Regions from separate parts of the Homo sapiens genome. Here region 2 is linked to region 1. A link is a loop called in an ENCODE intact Hi-C map of the cell type or tissue named here. Cell type or tissue: OCI-LY7. All regions are shown on one strand. Each heading gives the region's core, and the rest is flanking DNA. Links, peaks and the distances in the headings are about the cores only. Region 1 has its middle 64 kb from the start of ARHGEF37. Region 2 overlaps PPARGC1B (PPARG coactivator 1 beta).

Region 1 (5,373 bases), core at 140-5,139:
TCAACAATAAACACCTACCCTGCAACTTGGAGCTTGCAAACACCTAACCTGCAATTTACTAAGAGGGGAAGATGACGGCAAGCAAGGCTTTGTGTCACTCTTCCCATAGTCTTCCCCTCTTAGTAAACAGTGCCATCATCCACACAATTGTTCCCACCAGAAACCGGGGCCTCATCCCTGATTCCTCTCTTCCTCTCAGCCCTTCACATTCAAACCTTTCATTTTCCCTCCCAAACCTACCTGAAATTGGTCCACTTCTGCTCCACCTCCACCCTCTCCGCAACTTCACCCATCATCTCTTGTCTGGACTCCTGAAGGTCTCTGTTCCCACCTCAGCCTTCACCCACAACCCACTCTCCATAGTGTAGCAAAGTGATTCTTCAAAATAGGAAATTGGAGAATGTTAGTCCTCTGCTGAAAACTGTACCAAAACCCAAACTCCTTACTCTGAACTAAGAGGCCCTAACTGTCCCACTCACCTTGCACAACCCTCCCCTTGGTCACCATATGAGGGCCACACTTGCTCTGTCTCCGTTTCTCAGCGACTCTTAACTAAGCTTGTCCCTGACTCAGGGCCGTTGCACTGCACACTGCCTGTTCCCTTCCCCGGAATGCTCTTCCCCCAGATCTGCCCATCGCCAGTTTTCCTTGCCATGAAGGTCTCAGTGTAAATGTCAGCTCCTGAGTGACGCCTTCCCTGACCACTCAATCTAGTGGCCTCCAGCCCTCCCCATTTCACCCCTCACCACTCATTATTGTATCACCCTGTCTTATTTTCTTATTTTGTTAAAATAAAACCTTTTTTTTTTTTGAGACAGGGTTTTTCTCTCACCCAGGCTGGAGTGCAGTGGTGCAATTTCAGTTCACTGCAACCTCTGCCTTTTGGGCTTAAGTGATTCTCCCACCTCAGCCTCCCGAATAGCTGTACCACCAAGCCTGGCTAATTTTTGTATTTTTTATAGAGATGGGGTTTCATCATATTGGCCAAGCTGGTCTCAAGCTCCTGAGCTCAAGCAATCTGCCCACCTTGGCCTCCTAAAGTGCTGGGATTATAGGTGTGAGCCACTGTGCCTGGTCTTGTCTTATTTTCATTACAGAACACATCACTCCTTGTTTTCTTGTTTCTGTATTTGTTTATTGTCTGGCTCACTCAAGAGAAAGTAAGCTCCTCAAAGGCAGGGTCTTTATCCTTCTTATTCAATGCAACATTTTGGGACCATACTTATACTAAAAAATTATTCACTGTTTGTCTGAAATTCACATTTTACTAGCTGCCCTGCATTTTATCTGGCAACCTTACTTGAGGCCCACGGTCTCACATCTTGGGGACATGGGCCCAGGAGAGTGAGGCTGGCATGTGAAGAGGAGACAAGAGAGAAAATACTTCAGTGGAGAGAGACAGAGAGGACACAAGGAAGACAGAGTGTCAGGGAGAGAGAGAGAGAAGGAGACAGCATAGAGAATGAGCGGGATTGAATAAAAGTGACGCCAAGAGAGAATGAGGGACAGAAAAAGAGAAAAACAAGAAAGAGTCATAGAATAAGACAGGGTCAGAGAGACAGAGAGAGAAATTGTGAGAGTCAGAGAAAGGTCGAGAGAGAGGCACAGGGATACCAACAGGCCCCTCTGATAGTGTTCAAGTCCCATAGTTCAGTGACCCAGGCTCAGCTCCACCCCTGCTTTTTCTGTAGTTTGTTTACAGGCACCAATAGACTTCCCTTTTGCTTAAGAATAGTAGCCAACATCTCTTGAATTTTTGTGCATGCCAGGCTGGGGCCAGATGCTTCGGGCGACTGTCTCCTTTATCCCGTCCCCTCACAATGCTTCTGTGTGATTCCCTCTGCAGAGGAAGAACTGAGGAACAGTTCTTTAAATAACATGCCCAAGGTTACAGAGATGCTAGGCAGCAGAGGTGGGATTCAAACCCACGCAGTTAGTCGCCAGAGCGTTTGACTGCCACGTGGGGTCATTGTCAGTTGCAACGAAGGAGTTCCTGAGTGGCAGTTGGGTAGAGCCGATTCAGCAGAGAGGCTGGCTCACACTGGAATGGTGACCCCAGACCCTCAAGAGGCAGATTGGCATGATGTTGGGAAAGTTCTTTATCTTCTCGGAGCCTCAACTTCCTCTTCTGTAAAATGGAGCTGATACTAACATTAGCTATGTCCTAGGGTTGATTGATATGTAGGTTAAGTGACTGACTGAGATACACACACACACACAGCAGTTACATCAAGTAAGCATTTAAAAATACTCACAGACATTTTCATGATCTTCTGTTCATCTCTGACACCCAGCACAGGATCTGGCATAAAGCCAGTGCTTAGGCTACCTTGATGGTTGATGATGAGACTGGAGAATATTAACGAGAATCCTAATGATCATTTATTCAACAGCTACTACATACCAGGCATTGTGCTAAGCACCTTACAGGTATCTTTCGGTCAATCTCCTGTCAATGTAGGTATTGTTATCCCCATTTTACAGATGAGAAAACTGAGGTCCCATGAAATCAATTGACCAGAAAGGCCACAGAGAGAAATCCAGAGCTAAGATCTCAACCCCAGTCCATAAGGAAAGGACACCAGCTCAGTGACTGTGTCTGCTTTAATGCAGCGGGGAAGTGGATGGATTGCACTGAGATGTTTTCCTGTGGACTGAGGTTTTCTCTTTTTTTCTTTCTTCGTGTGTGTGTGTGTGTGTGTGTGTGTGTGTGTGTGTTTGTGATAGAGTTTCACTCTATTGCCCAGGCTGGAGTACAGTGGCATGATCTACACTACATGATCTCACTACAACCTCGAACTCCTGGGCTCAGAGATTCTCCTACTTCAGCCTCCCAAGTAGCTAGGACTACAGAGGTGCCACCACACCCAGCTAATTTTTTACTTTTTGTAGAGAAGGGGTCTCGCTTTGCTGCCCAGGTTGGTCTTGAACTTCTGGCCTCAAAAGATGCCCTCGCCTCCGCTGGGATTACAGGCATGAGCCACTACTGCTGGCCTGGGCTGAGTTTTGACAGTTTACCATTCTCTTCATGTCCCTTACAGATGCCCTGTGTGCACACTTTTTAATGCACTGTCATCTCACTAGATGGCTGTTACGAGTCCCATCCTATGACGGAGGCCCAGAGACTGAGGGACTTGCCAAGGGCTACACGGGAATTAAGAAAAGAGCAGGTTCTGAACTCAGCTTCGTCTGACTGGAAGTCTAGTCTGTCCACTGTACCCAACTGTCTGAACTACAGGGAGCCCCAGCAGAGCATGACATCCCTCAGATCTCCCGAAAGCACTCACGTTTCATCATGCCCACTGCCAACGAACGCCCCACATTGGGGTCCCTGAGTGTGCATCTCTTATCCTACAATAGCCTCTCGAGGCATCTCCAGCCCAGTTCCTCCTGCCTTCCCTCTTTTCTTCGAAAGGTCACCACCAGGGCCAGCTTTCAGAAGCACAGATTTCACTGTGTCACTCCTTCCAAGGCTTTATGGTCCGACCTCTGTTTATTAGTCCCCTCCCACCCCGACTTGAACTCTCTGCCCTGGCTGAGCTGAAGTTTCTCTATTGCTCTCTCTGACACGTGCTCTTTCATCTTCCCCACTCTCCTTCACCCCTGCTAAACTATCCTTCAAATCTCAGTGACATGTCGCTTCCTCCAGGAAGTCCTCTTTGCTTGGTTCAGGTGCTCTTTCTGTATAGCCTTCTACTCAGGTCCTTCTCCCTCTCTGTTGAGGTTGCTGTTTTACTGTTTTACTTGAGGGTCTCTCCCACTGAGTCAGCTTCATAAAGGCAGAGTCCATGTCTGTCTTGTTCACACTTCATCCCCAGAGCCTGGCACCATGTCTACTACGTGGTTGGTACTCAGTGAAAAGCTGTTGAATAAATGGACAAGTACACAAATGAGGATTCCATTATTATTATTATTATTATTATTTACATTCAGCATCAAGCTCAGTTTGCTGGTACATAGTAGGCTCCCAGAGACATACACTGAGTGGATGACAGAGGAATGAACAAATGAATTAAAAACATGGCTCAACCTCCACACCCCAGCACCATTTGCTCACTTCTTAGCTTGCAGGCCTCTCTCAACTGCAGCATCTCTTGCAGAATAAAAGGGATTGCAACTCCTTGTTTGAATGCTGTGGGGTTTTGAGTAGAAAGAAATACTCCTCCTTTGACAAGAAGAATTTCAGGCGAAAGAGGCTTTTCTTGCTGGTGAAGGAAGGAGAGAGAGTTGGGGCCTCAGCCCCATTTCTGGATGGCCTCAATTGGCCCTGAACTGACTAATAAAGTGTGAAATTGACTTTATCCTCCACCACATCTCCCCAGCCAAAGTATCCCTGTAGCATCTCCCTCTGCTACAACTGATGCAGCACTGTCGCCATCCCCTCCGTCACTGACAGGCAGGCAGGTCATTACCACCCACGCAGCCCCAGGGCCCAGCAGCTCTGCAGAGCCCAGGAAGTCATTTGGCCTCAGGCCAAGACAGGCTTTCAAAGCCAGAAGCATCTGACAGACGTGGCATGTCTGATGCACCTTCTAAGCCCGCCACCGGCTCTTTTTGTCCCTATTTACTCCTCTGGCACTGGCTCACTGACTTCTAAGACGCGGGTGGGGGCTGCGGTGGGTGACAGCATTGAGTGAGCTCTTTGAGCCTCATCCTGGCCAGTTGCACCAAATGCAGGGTTGAAGAATCAGAGCCAAAGGGGTTTGAGAAAGCAATGCAATCAGAGAATTGGAGCTTTGCAAAGGTAGCAGCTCAGGGAGCCCCTGAGGTGTCTTAAGGGCTACTTGGGAGATGATAGGAGGCCCCCAAGGCCCTCTTTCTACCAGGACAGGGTCATTTTTTTTAGCCTATTTTGTTTATTCCCTAGTTTAAGATTTCCTAGGAGGAAGGAGAGTCTACAGCCCCAATGAGGCCTAAAACCAGTGATCTATCCAGCAGTCATTCCCAACCTTGCCTGGGAATCAAAATTAACTGCATGACTTGGTGAGAAACGCAGATGCTGAGCCCTGTAGCATTTTTATCTGCTCAGAACCTATTTCCTCTTCCCCCAAGGATAGATTCCATGTTCTCTTGAGAGCCATACCTACCCCACACATCAACCGTGTGGTGTGAGTGAACACCCTGCTTGGTCCCTTGAAACTCCAGGCACAAGCATTTTCCTAGGCCTGGCCAGTCACAGACAGAGTGATCCGTCCAGAGGCTGGAGTGGCAGCCCCCAGAATTGTGTCAAGGCTGTAAAGGAAGAGAGGTTCTCTTTTCTCGGAGACTTTAGGCTTTTGGCTGGTGGCTGTCATCTTGGAACTGGTGGCTAAGAATGAAGCCAACAAAGAGGCAAACCATGACAAAGGATGAAAGAGAGGGAGAGAGAGTAAG
Region 2 (5,373 bases), core at 228-5,227, 130 kb after region 1:
TAGGGCTTCATCATATGAATTTTAGGGCAATGCAACTCAGCCTCTAACAATTGTGTTTTCTGTAACTGCTGACTGGGTGGCGGTGGTGGTGATTCCTCGGTGGGGTTTGGTGTGACAGTGTTTGTGACCTTGTGAAGATATTTGTGTGTGTGTTTAGTATGATGGTATCCTATGCCAGTGGTTGTACTGTGAACATACCTGGTGCTTAAGGTAAAGGCGCTGGCTGTGGTGGCGTTGCAGGAGGTGTTTGGGGAGATGGTCTTTGTTGCAGATATTTTCTATTGGGGTATGATGCTTGGTGTTTGTGAGATATTGTTCTGCCCGTGTACCAGCTCTGCCCATGCTTAGAGTTTTTGGTTAACAGTGTTGGCTGGGCTGATGCTTTCAGTCTGTACCTTCTTGGTGTTTGGGGCAACCCCACAGGCTGCAGTTCAGGTTGTGAGGCAAGGACTGCTGTGGTCGTGTCTTGTGCAGCCAGATGAGAGCTACATGTCTCTTACTAATCCAAACAGCCTCCAGAGGAAACAAAGCTGTGCCTCCTGAAGCTTGATGGAAGCTGCTGCATGACCCCGGCCTCCTGCCGGCCTGTCTGCCATGTTTTGTGCAGCTGGTGCATGGGTGAGCCTGGCAGCTGACCCTCCTCAGCCAGTGCTGCCTACACAGGGGAAGACACCTGCGGCTCCTGCTCTGCCCCGTGGGCAGGAGTGGGGCAAGGCAGCGTCTACTCTTAGGTGTGTCTCAGCCTGGCCCCTGCCTGGCTGGTTGCTCTGTTCTAGCCTGGTCCCTCCCAGGTCCCTCCTCACAAAAGGCAGCTCCACCTTCACAGACAGGGGTCAGGAGGAGGACAGACAGATGGAAATCACATATCCAAATCAGTGTGTAGTTACGCACTGAGAATGTGAGGAGGCTAACAGACACGGTGATGGGAGGCAGAGCGGCCGCGGGAGGGACTGAGATGGGGCCGGCAGGGTGGCCATGTGCTGGAAATGGATGTGTGAGGTGAAGCGCTTGGAGGCGTGGGGGAGGCTCAGCTCCCATCCCTCTCAGATGGGAGCTGAGTGCAAACTTCAGGAGGGAACTGGCTGCCCAGCGTGTTGGTGACTCTCATGAGAACTGGGGACTGTGGGCGGGGCTCAGCCTGCCCCACCTCTGCTGCCAGGCACCCCACTGGCATTTCTCTGGAATGTTGGTGCTCTGTCCCCAGATGCATGGCAGCCTGTACCTGCCAGTCAGAAAGCAGGTGTCCAGTGGTGAGCCTCAGGGCTCCAGCCTGAGCCCTCCTGCTTTGGCCACTGTAGCACCAGTTAAGAGAGCAAAGAAGGTACTTGTCCTGGGTCCCCCTTTCAGCTCTGACCTGAATTCCCTTTGGGGAGAGGCCATGGTGACATGGGCATCAGAGCCCCAGCGGAAAGTCCAGGGGTGGCACCTTGCAGCAGCCATGAGGCAGAGAGCCTGTGGAGTCCCCTGTTCCCCCCTAGTGAGGGGACACCGTCGTAGAGAAGTTTACAGAATGGGTGTCGGGGCCTGAGTTAAAGTTAGTGTTGCTGCTACTGACTGTGTGCACTGGGCTCCGGTTTCCTCACCTGCACAGCAGGGCTAAAAATCTGGCATAGCCCTGGGTGCTGTGAGGTTGCCATGAGATGCTACAGGTAAGGCATATAGCATTTAGCAGTGAGCCGGGCATATAGCAGCGGATCAGTAGAGGTCTGCGGCGCTGGTAATCCTTCTGGCTTCTGGTCCCACGATGACCGGCCTGACCACAATAATCACATCCGAGCATTAGCGGGGATTGGGATGATCTCTAGGACTCCCAGCTTTGACATTCATTCATTTGTTCATTCATTCATCTAGCATGCAGGCCACACCTCTTAGGAGTTTGTCTCTATTTAGGGTGCCAGGGCTTTAGGGACCTGTAATGACTAGGTCCCTGCCCCATGTGTGACCTGGCAGCTGGGCAGGCCTGAACCTCACCCCCTCTCCCTCCTGCCTCTGGCCCTATACTGACTTGCAGAACTCCATTTGTAGCTGGATCCTCAGGCCTTCTCAGAAGATGACAGATTCTCCAGGATCCACTCATGGGAGTCATGGAGACCAGGCTGCTGCTTTGGGAGTTGAGAGCATTTTGTCTAGTGGTTGGGTTCTATCCCTACTCGCGCTTCCCAGGATCTAGATGGGCTCATCTGGGACTCAGTGGAGCAGCATGTCCCCACAGCCAGAGAGCCGGGCGAGCTGCAGCCACAGCAGGCAGGGGAAACTGGTTCCACAATTCCACCTAGAATTGCTTCCCCCTTCTCCCTTTGGTGGGCTGTGTTCATTGGCAGCTGAGGGTTGTGTAGGGGTGGAGTAGGGCAGCTCCCTACTGTGGAGGCCTCCTGCCAGCCCCACATGGCTGAACTATCACCTCCTACTCTGGGCGTTACTGTAGAAGCCATAACTACAGCCCAGTGGGGGCAGAGGCAGCTGAGAATGCACATTTTTCTGTGGATCTGGAGAGGGCAGGGCATAGTGGTAATAGGAGGTGATATGGAGCCTAGGTTCTTGTCCCCACTATCATCACGGCCTTGTGTAACCTTGGACAGCTTCCGTGGCCCTGCAGGTCTTCAACTTCTTTCCCTTCACAGAGGCTCAGTGATTCTTGCCCTGCCTGCCGCCCAGGTTGCTTGGAGGATGCAGTAGGGTGACGCATGTGGCCACAGGGATAAAGGTCGTGACTGAGATGGTGCAGGAGCTGAGATGCGCCTTTCAGCACCCATGGCAGACAGAACGAATTCAGTCTCCACACTCTTACCCCTGAGCTCCAAGAGGCCTCAGAATCCACTGCAAAACAAGGCTTCAGGTAGTCCTCCCAATTAATTGAAGCTGACACTTGAGATAAACATTTTCTGAGAGACCTAGAAAGGCATGCTGAGTCTGCAGCTAGGCATGCCTTGTGGTAGGGGCTTTGGCTAGTGATGCCCACACTCTTCCCTGTCCTAGGATGGGAGCCAGGAAGCACTCAGGGATCTGAGCTCTGGATTTTCTGATCAGATTCTGCCTTTGGATCTCCTTCTCCAATTCACCCCCTACCCCCTTCTCTTTCTCCACATGCAACAATAAAGGGAGTTGTGGCATTAGGTGCACTGGACTGTCTAAAGAAAGTAAATCAGATTGGATAGAAATAAGTCCTTCCATTTTCCTCTCCCTGACCTAACAAATTCTTATGACATAACCAAGCTGTCCAAAGCCAGTATTGCCCCCTAGTGGTTAGCATCAAGAATACATAGACTGCCCAACCCTCTTCCCCTCCACCTCCTTCTCTGCCATACCAAGATACCACCTCTTTTCCTCTGTCATTGTTACTAACTTTCTCTTCATACAAGTATGTTTCTTTTTGAACCCCTGTACATTCTATTCTAACTCTAATAGGTGTCATAGAAAAGGCAGCAGAGTGTAGGTGATGAAAGAACATTGGACTGGGAGTAGTAGGGGCTGAACCATAGCCTCACTTCTGTTGCTAGCTTGCAATGAGACCATGGGCAAATTCCTTTCCCTCTCTGGGCCTTGGTTTTCCTATCTGCACTACAAAAATTCTGCCTTATGCAGCGTTTCCCAAAAGAGGTTCCAAAGGTTTTTTTTATTTATTTATTTTTATTTTTTCAACTTCCAGCAGCACCCCAAAGCTTTTTAGGCTGGACAGTTTTGCATTGTGTAGGACTGCCCCAGGCACTCAGGACAGTTTGCATCCCAGATCTCCAAGTCAAATCATTGTGGTAGGTGGAACACCCACATGCTCCCTGGCAGTAATACTGCTGTGGTTGGCATTCGTTGAACTAGGGGATCTTGAGAGCATGTGTAGGTGGTTGCTGGTTTGATGAGAGTTGGGTGGGTCGTTGGTGTCAGCTGCAGCTAGGATGCAATGAAGACATCTGGGGCCCTGGGAATGACCCACCCAGAGGCCACCATTGTAGTGTAACGGAGGCACTGTGGCCTCAGCAGTTAGCCCCACATTCACATCCCCTCTCTGCCACTTGCTAGCTCTGGGGCTTCAGACAAGTTTGAGCAGGATTGTGTATGTGGTTCTCAGTTGACAATGGAAATGGCCCCGTAACCTTTTCCTGTTGGCAGCGGACAGGGAGAGGCTCTCCTGGCTTCCTGCACTCTGCACACACATGTGTGTACACACCCTTGCTCTTGCCCAGTTCCTGGTCCCGAGTCCTTCCCCACCCTCAGCCCAGCTCTTCCATTATTGTTAATGATCATGTCCTTGTGGGGAGCCCTTTCAGTTTGCAAGAAGGAGGTTATTCCCATTGTGCAGGTGCTGGGCCTGAGCCTCAGAAGGTAGTGTGGTTTCCCTTAAGCAGCAAGGCGAGGCTAGAATTCAGTCTGAATCTGTTCTTCTTCTTGTTTTTGCTGAGGCAGTTTTGTGGCTTTTTTCATCTACGATTTATCAAAAGCACTTAGTATATGCCCTGGCTTTAGAGTCATTTTCTCAATTTTCCCAAACACACATAGACCGACAAAGACCCCTGCTCACCACACATGCTCTGCCCACTTTACAGATGTGGAAACTTTAGAGGGAAGTCCAGAAACACATGCCACGGTTGCTGAGCTCTCTGTCTGCAGAACCTGTTCCCTTCCTCCCCCCACCACCCAAACTCTCCTACCTCCTTCCAAAAGCCACCACCCCCTGGGCCATTGGCAGCCCCTGCCCGGTTGTGAGGCCTGGCCTGAGTGGTGCTGACAATCAGGAGTGGGAGGGGGCCTGCCTGGCTCTGAGCTCAGGAGTGTGTTGGGAAATTCCGCCACCCTCCCACGCAGGCAGGGAAGAGTTAAGTGGCTGCCTTGTCCCTCATGGGTCCCAGAGGCCTCTTCACTCCTTTTACAGACTGGGTCTCCTAAGGAAACTGCCGGGCAGCCGGCCCCTCCCCCAGCATCCTCACATCTTGCCTTCTTTGGTCCTCTCTCCCCATGAGAACCACACCACCCAGGGCCTCTAGCTTCCCAAGATGGGGACACTTGGAAGTAGAGATTTAAAAACTGTCTTTGTAACACACACACACACACACACACACACACACACACACACACACAGTATCCGGCTGCTTGTATCCATGTAGCAGTGCCCCCCTCCCCCCCCACCACAGACACACACACAGAGTACCCGGCTGCTCATATCCATGTAGCATCACACACACACACACACACACACACACACACACACACACACAGTATCCGGCTGCTTGTATCCATGTAGCAGTGCCCCCCTTCCCCCCCCCACAGACACACACACAGAGTACCCGGCTGCTTATATCCATGTAGCAGCATCTCACACACACACACACACACACACACACACACACACACACACACACACAGAGTACCCAGCTGCTCACA

The links. A loop is a pair of places that touch in the nucleus more often than their neighbours do. Peaks named below come from ENCODE experiments on the same cell type or tissue, not always from the same donor. Only the 100,000 strongest peaks of a DNase experiment are listed, where the experiment ranks them.
Region 2: it touches region 1 in a loop (2.0-fold over the local background); 9 of 110 quality-filtered maps call a loop at or near these places.

The regions. Positions count from the first base shown.
Region 1 is chr5:149,642,334-149,647,706 of GRCh38, forward strand. No RefSeq gene overlaps it. Among named protein-coding and RNA genes, the nearest start is that of ARHGEF37, 64 kb to the left of the region's middle. In OCI-LY7, for the core only: a CTCF peak has its summit at 3,074; DNase peaks (open chromatin) are centred at 3,108, 3,628 and 4,478; H3K4me3 peaks cover 980 bases; H3K27ac peaks cover 1,472 bases.
Region 2 is chr5:149,772,758-149,778,130 of GRCh38, forward strand. The region is part of intron 1 of PPARGC1B (PPARG coactivator 1 beta); the gene reads left to right. Among named protein-coding and RNA genes, the nearest start is that of MIR378A, 43 kb to the left of the region's middle. RefSeq lists enhancers at 113-952, 4,697-4,876. In OCI-LY7, for the core only: CTCF peaks have their summits at 3,243 (motif pointing left) and 3,449; a DNase peak (open chromatin) is centred at 3,234.